2 separate regions of the Homo sapiens genome follow, and region 2 is linked to region 1. A link is a contact called in ENCODE Hi-C or POLR2A ChIA-PET data. All regions are on one chromosome and are shown on one strand. The core of a region is the stretch at or near the end of the contact, and the rest is flanking DNA. Distances in the headings are between cores, read along the strand shown. Region 1 holds the start of LINC01265 (long intergenic non-protein coding RNA 1265). Region 2 overlaps LIFR-AS1 (LIFR antisense RNA 1).

The links. Hi-C counts contacts between places; a loop is a spot of excess contacts on that map. ChIA-PET counts read pairs that join two places held with the same protein, here RNA polymerase II (POLR2A).
Region 2: a loop to region 1 is called in a map of A673, with 8 times the contacts of the local background. The contact joins the enhancer-like site here to the promoter of LINC01265 in region 1. A Hi-C loop is called at or near these places in 3 of 168 maps with a recorded cell type or tissue (A673, dorsolateral prefrontal cortex and endothelial cell of umbilical vein). POLR2A ChIA-PET finds 5 or more read pairs at or near these places in 2 of 52 experiments (OCI-LY7 and activated T-cell).

What each region holds. Positions count from the first base shown.
Region 1 is chr5:38,718,098-38,721,699 of GRCh38, reverse strand. LINC01265 (long intergenic non-protein coding RNA 1265) reads left to right here and starts at 1,427. Exons shown (of 5, transcript NR_104631.1): 1 at 1,427-1,515. The region is part of intron 3 of OSMR-DT (OSMR divergent transcript); the gene reads left to right.
Region 2 is chr5:38,659,161-38,663,170 of GRCh38, reverse strand. The region is part of intron 8 of LIFR-AS1 (LIFR antisense RNA 1); the gene reads right to left. Among named protein-coding and RNA genes, the nearest start is that of LINC01265, 59 kb to the left of the region's middle. RefSeq lists an enhancer at 2,570-2,864. Within about 2 kb of position 2,655, at least 9 of the 41 ENCODE cell types and tissues checked have a DNase peak (open chromatin) inside an H3K27ac peak, as active enhancers do; they include A673, where a contact is called at or near this core.

The sequences.
Region 1 (3,602 bases), core at 178-2,677:
CCCAACCACTCCGTTCTGCCCACACTGCTGCAGTTATGTCAAGACAGGGAGACAGAGCCCTGAGCAAAGAACTCTAGTCCTCAGCATTTTCCATGAACCCCAGCCAGAGAGCTTCCTCCTTACTTTCCCTTCTACTCCTCTGTAGTTAAGCAATCCATTGGGTCAAAGGTACCACTAACCATCAGCTAATGTTGATGGTTCTACCTTTAAAATTTATACAGAATATAACCCAGTTCATATTCTGGATTCTGCTACAACCAAGTTCATTGCTTACATTCCACCTTGATCCCTGACAAACACAGCAGCCAGCATGGTCCTTTCAGGAACATCAGTCCCAGCACATTACACCTATGCCCTTCCCAGCCCCACATGTTCTCCAGGGCCTTACATGGTCTCCTCTGTGATATGGTTTAGCTCTGTGTTAACACCCAAATCTCATGTTGAATGTAGTCCCCAGTGTTGGGGGAGGGACCTGGTGGGAGGTTATTGGATCATGGAGGTGGATTTCCCCCTTGCTGCTCTCATGATAGTGAGTGAGCTCTCACGAGATCTTGTTGTTTGAAAGTGTGTAGCACTTCCTCATTTACTTGCTCTCTCTCTCCTTCTTTGCCATGTGAAGAAGGTGCTTGCTTCTCCTTCACCTTCCACCATGATTGTAAGTTTCCCGAGGCCTCCCCAGCCATGTCTCTTGTACAGCCTGTGGAACTGTGAGTCAACTAAACCTCTTTTCTTCATAAATTATCCAGTCTCAGGTAGTTCTTGATAGCAGTGTGAGAAGGACTAATATGCTCCACTAACTTCATGACGAGCATGTACACTCACTGCTTCAACTTCAGCTATTTCCATGCTAGCTAATTTCCTTCTCACGCATGGTGAGACATGCATTTCAATTATCTTCTTAGTTTCTTCTAACTCTTGCCTATTTACCTCATTCAAAAAATGTTATTTCCTCTCCTTTCTTGGTCCCTTTTGTGATCCAAGAAATAAGCTGTATTAAGCCTAATGAACCTAGGAATAATTTTAGAGATTTAACTACCCTGGGGTTTGCAATGAAATTAGATTAAACAAAGAACCTAGTTGGCATCCTCTGAAGTTTTTCAGAATCTTACTTCTATAGCGTATATCAGCATCCCCACAGAGGTTTCGATTGCCTCCTTCTGCTCTCCTAATAATCCTGCTATTCTTTCGAAGGCCAGCCTCTTTCAAATTATGTAATCTTTCCAAAATAACATCTTACTTAGGATTATTGTTTTTATGATTGTTTAAATAGTAATATAGAAAAATAGGGTTTTCTTATTTCTTTCCTTTGCAATAAACAATTTTCAACAGTATAATAGCTTAAATAGGTGATTGTGATGTCACCCTTAGGATATAATCACTGCTTGTCACATCGTTTCTGTAGAAAAACCAACTCACATAGGATGAAATGTGATGGGGTGAAATCATGGCAGTGTGATTTTCAAACACCAACTTGCCTTGGAAGGGAATGTGGGGATGTGCACTGCTGGAAGCCATGTGAGTTTTGAGAGTATGTAAATTCAGATGACTGGAGGGAATGTGGTGTAGTAAACAATTATGCAGTGCCTATTTGTGTGTGCATAATTGGTTGCTAGGACTGAGCATTAGTCACCAAATTACAAAAGCATGACTTTTCCTTCAGTGGATGTAGCACTTTCCCAGGATACACAGCTTGGGGACAGTAGCATGGGTTAGAGTTTTGCCCCATTCGCTCACTCGGTAGAGGTCTGTGTGCAGTGTACAATTTGCACAACTATATGTGGGCCCCTGCTAAGTTATCCAGAAAAATTGCATTCATATGATGTCCTACAAAATGCCAAAATCTACAAAGCAGTCAACCTGTATAGTCTACAGAGAAAGGAAGGACACGCTTATTCTAGTGACCCAGATTCAAATCATAGCCAAAGAAGCAGTGAGGATAAAAGGTCAGAGAAAAAAGTCACACAATCCTGGAGTTGGGAGAGAAAGAATGGGGCATGGATGAGGCAAAGGGAGACAAAGAGGAAACAGATTGGAGAGAGGGAAGAGAAAGGAAGGAAGGAAAGAAGGAAGGAAGGAAGGAAGGAAGGAAGGAAGGAAGGAAGGAGCAAAGAAGATTCATGCATAAAAAATATAAGTTATTTTTGAAACAGTCATGAACCCCCCCCCTTTTGGAGGCATTGTTGTGGGGAGACAGAGATGAGTCCTGATCCTTAAGATTGATCTACTCACATGCAAAAGAAGGAGCAAAGCAATTACACACAAACACACACACACAGACACACACACACACACACACGCAATGAGGCAGCCATCCTTATAAATTTCAAACTGGAGCAAGGCACAAGAAGTCCATATTAGTCACTATTAATAGCTATGCCAATGAAAAGTTCTTGCTTCTCAGACCAGCACACCATTCTCAGAAGCCAAAGGAGGAGAAAGCTTCAGAGAGCTAAAGTTAAATCAGTTCAGAAGAGGAAATGCTCCCAGGGATTTCACTGTTTCATTTCACAACACCTGATAAGCTGTAAACAAGAGACAGATGGGACATTGATTTTGAGTCTGTGTGTCCTTCAGATAATCTACGCAGGCTAGGTAAGATGAAAATAAAGGGACGGGCTAGGGCCGGGATTTTAGAGCTTGAAAATATTTTGCTGCCTGGGAGAGTGTCTGTAAGCAGATGATAATAATGACAGTTGGCTGTAGTCCTTGGCAGATGCATTTCCCAAGCATTTTCAGACTTAATGAGACCAGAGAGCATCCCGTGGGGCAGGACAGTCATGTTATTAGCAGATTACGGTAAGGAAATGGGGGATATCTATGGGTTCAAGTGAGCGATGGGGACACCAGAAGTAAGTATCTCAGCCTGAATCTTCACAAACACTTTTGCTTCCAACTTTCTCCCAGGAGGGGCAGGGGAAAGGGGTGGCTTGAAGTATGAATGTGATTTCAGGGAAGAGGAGAATGATTCTCCACGTGTACATTTAGTCCCTTGTCCTCATATTTGCACACATGCCCATGATGCTGCCTGAGCTGGCAGAAACCACCCCACTACAATGGGGCCTGTATATATTGTACCACTTGCACAATTATATGTGGGACCCTGCAAAGTTATCCAGAAAAAAATGTACTCATATGAACCCTAGTCATCCAGCTGCCAGCACTTTCTCAGTACCCTTCCCTGGTTTGAAGATTTCCAGATTTATGAATCCCACTTCTCCAGGAAGAAACCAGAAACTCACTTTCCTAAGTTGTCTATAGCTGGACACAAGCATGGCCCTGGCCTCCTCAGATAGACCATGCCAGACTTTGATTGTAGGAGAGCCTTGTGGAAGAAAGAGTGCGGAGTGGAGGAATTCTGATGAGGGTGACAGAGAGACACTTAGTTTGCAGAGACAAAGGTTGTGGTGGTTCCAGTGGTAGTTCCCCTGCTGTGCTGTAACAGCAGAGACTCTCCTGGAGCAATAATTGAGGTATTCTACCCAGCTCAGTAGCCTCCAAGCCTGATTGTCCAACTCTGTGTAAAAACCAATACAGTTCAGTGACTACAATTGAAGTAGCTACAGTGAATTCTGTTGTTTGCAACCAAAAACTCTTACTAATTG
Region 2 (4,010 bases), core at 1,406-3,905, 60 kb after region 1:
TTAAGCACTTCACATACACTTTCATTTAATTTTCAACTTATAAAAGAGGAAATTACGTGCTGTGGTAGGATTCTGTAAACTAAAGACACAATTTTATCCCCTCAGAATTTTTTTCTAACTTGATTTATTTTTAATCATTGAATCAGTTGCCAGACCAACTAATCATAAGGTTCTAAGAAGGGAGCTGCATGCGCCACTTCCAGAATAACCAAGGCAGGGAGAGTGTAAGCCCTTGTTCTAGGTCACACCATGAGCAAGGGCAGAAACAAGATTCAAACTTAAGATTGTTCAGCTCCAAAGATTTCTTTCTGTTCCTTAGAACAACAGTGAGCACTTAACAGTAGAGTTAAATGCTTTAATAACAAAGTCCATGATTAAAGAAATTATTGTGCAAATGAATACAGAAATGGAACTTTGGATTTGAATCTCAGCTCTGGCTCAGATGTTAAATAACCTTGACAAACTGAACTTTCTCTTGGGAAAAATGAGCCTATCTTCAGGAAGGTACGAAAGGGCTAATGATCCTGAAAAAGCCCTGCCTCTCCCAGAAGCAATAAGAGGAATAACAAAGAATAATGAAACACTATATCAATATAGTGTGCAATGGAATTGCTTAAATCATACACAACATTTTAGCTTCTTATAACATTAGGAATCATATTATCACGGTTGAGTTATGTTTTCCTCACTTCCTTGTGGCCGCAGAAATTCCAAGTTGCAAAATGAACTTTAAAAAAAAAAATCCTTTACTTCTTTGAAAATTATTCACTCCTTTCCGCCTGTTTGCTCCCTGAGAAATATTTTTGAACAGTGTTTGCTACCCCCTATTTATAGCTTTCCAGTTTTGGCAGGTATGGGAAAGTTTATAAGTGGTTTGTTTTCTTTGCTATAGCCAGTGTTGATTTAGGTCCCTTTAGCCACTGAAACAATTGGAAGCACTTTCAAGGAAGGCAAAGTCTGTTGACGACTGATAACATTGTAAAATCCAGATAGTCCGAATCAGGATTTCTTTGGGGGGCTCAGATCAGTTAGAAAATCTTAGCAGTGCCATGATTTGAATAATTATCTTTACTTCTTTTTTTGTGTATGGCTGTTGTGGAGGAAGCTTGCCCTTGACATCAGTAGGAAAAGCATCTCCTGAACATTGTCAGAGTCATTGGTGACTCTGAGTTTGATGCTGACTTGGACAACTAGGTAAGAAAACGTGCCTGCAGTGCTCTGTATCTGAGCTGTAAAGATCTACCTTATGAACCTATGTCTAACATCTAGTTTTTCACCAATTTTTCATGCTGACCAGAAGCAAACATTCGTGGTTCTTTTGTTTAGGAGAGATACCTGGAATTTCTAGGGTTTGTTTCATAAATATCTGAACTAAATAAATACCTTTGAAAGCCACGAGAATTATAGGCATCTTTTCCTTCCATCTGGTATGTTTGTATGGGTGGTATGGTTGTTTTTTTTTTTTTTTCCTGGATTTTTCCACCCTTTGCCTCCCTATAATTTGTGGGCCTTGAGAAAAGTCACGGTTTGCCCTGTAAATGTAGAGGGGAGCTTGTTAAATTGGGGTCATTCCATTTTTTTCTTGTCACCTAGGTTCTTGTCTGCAGTGCTCCAGGGAGTGGGACCACAAGGAATAAAGAGCTTCAACACAGAGAGATGGATTTCCAGCCTCAAAAGCTGGAAAGATGGCAGTGTTTCTGAGATTAAATGGCTCCTGGAAAGTAAACCTCACTGGGGACAGGAGCAGAATGTGGAGGCTGCCCACCCGCCTGTCATCTGATCCAGTGGCAGCTCAGAGGGAATAAAACCATCAGGTCTCCTAAAGACACTTAGGAGGATAGGAGGCCCTTGAATAACTCCACCCATCCATCCACTGGGACTGCAGAAAAGGCAATTAACTCTCATACACACCTGGGAAGCCAGGCATTTTCCCCCACTTTAAAATGAGTAAGGGACTTTCTCCAAGGTCACTCAGTCAGGTTAGGTCAATTCTGGAAATAGATCTGAGGCAGTACCATACACATACCCCACCCCCACCCCCTGCTCCACCCCTCCCCGACCTGGCTTCTAATTTGCAGGTCAATTCTTTCCTTTTTGCTGTGATCACTGATTTCCTCCTCTCCTCTTTTTTAAATTTAATTTTTCATATTTTCCTCCAGCTTTATTAAGATATAATTGACAAACTGTATATATGGTGTACGATGTGATGTTTTAATATATGTATACATTGCAAAGTATTAAATCAAGCTAATTAACACATCTAACACCTCGCATACTTATCCTCTCCCCTTTTCCTTTTCTTTATTTAAAAATATCTGACAAATAAAGATTGTCTATCCCCCTTTTAAAATGTGACTAGTAGTTTAACAAAGCCTTTAAATTTTTTTAATTATGCAAAAATTCAAATATATACAAAAGTAGAAATGAAGTGGCATCTTGTCTGGGGTAAATGACCGAGGTTCGTCATCTCACGCCAAAGAAATCGAGGGCTCCAAAACACAAGAAGTGAGTTTAAGGGCAGAGGCTTAATAGGCAAGAGGAAAGAGAAAAGAACTCTCTCTCTGGCAGGAGGAGAGAGAGAGAGAGGGACTCCTGGGCGGGTGTTCCGGTTTCATAGTGAAATGCCCGGGATTTTATAGACGAGCTTGAGGAGGCGGTGTCTGATTTACATAGGGCCCAAACATTGGTTGGACCAGGTGTATCATTTACATAGCACATGAGGAAGCTGGCCACCCCACCCTGATCTTTTATTATGCAGACAGGTTCTCTACGCTGCCTGCGCCATGTTGCCTGTTCCTTTACTGTAGTCGTGGTTGACAAGGAAAACGGAAGAAGGAACCTCCATGTTGAACATGTCTGGCCCCCAGGTAGTCTTTTCCTATTGGCACAGCTGCCGGCATTCACCCGTGCAAGCTTCTAGCTTGCTTACCTATGCCTGCAGCTCGATTTTACAGGCTGCTCTTTGTTAGAAAAGAAATGATTTGGGGGCTGCTTTTTGTTAAAAGGGAAACCTTACTGAAGACTCTCTTACCCTAACTGCCTAAATAATTTATTTTTAGCTCCTGTTTTAGCCCAGACCTCAGTCATATCTGGCCTCATACTTCTTGGTAGACATACCTAAGCATTGTAGATATTTTCATGTGTAATCATATGCCATTTCCCACTCACAAAAATCGTTAATATTATCTCCCACACACTTGTATCTAAATGCCCCTAAAAAAAAAGTCAGCTTGCCATTGATTTGATTGAACAAGAATCCCATCAGGCTCCTTTCATTACATTTGCGTGTAATATATCTTCTGTCTGTTTTTTTTCCCCCCCTCTGTCGCCCACACTGGGTTGCCCAGATTGGAGTGCAGTGGCACGATCTGGGCTCATGGCAACCTCTGCTTCTCGGGTTCAAGCGATTCTCCTGCCTCAGCCTCCCTAGTAGCTGGGACTACAGGCGCATGCCACCATGCCCGCTAAATTTTTATTTTTAGTAGAGACAGGGTTTTACTATGTTGGCCAGGCTAGTCTCGAACTCCTGACCTCAGATGATCTGCCTGCCTCGGCTTCCCAAAGTGCTGGGATTACAGGAGTGAGCCACTGTTCCTGGCCTCTTCTGTCTGTTTCTATTCTTTTCCTTCCCTGTCAAGTATTTCTTTAAGAAACCAGATCAATTGGGCCGGGCGCGATGGCTTATGCCTGTAATCCCAGCACTTTGGGAGGCCGAGGCAGGTGGATCATGAGGTCAGGAGATTGAGACCATCCTGGTTAACACGGTGAAACCCCGTCTCTACTAAAAATACAAAAAAATTAGCCGGGCGTGGTGGCGGGCACCTGGGAGGCTGAGGCAAGAGAATGGCGTGAACCCGGGAGGCAGAGCTTGCAACTCCAGCCTGGGCAACAGAACAAGACTCCGTCTCAAAAAAAAAAAAAAAAAACCCGATCAATAGTCCTAGTGCTCATTTATTTTTCCACTGTTACCCACTGTTATTATATGTGTATTATTTGAGGATGAAGAGTTG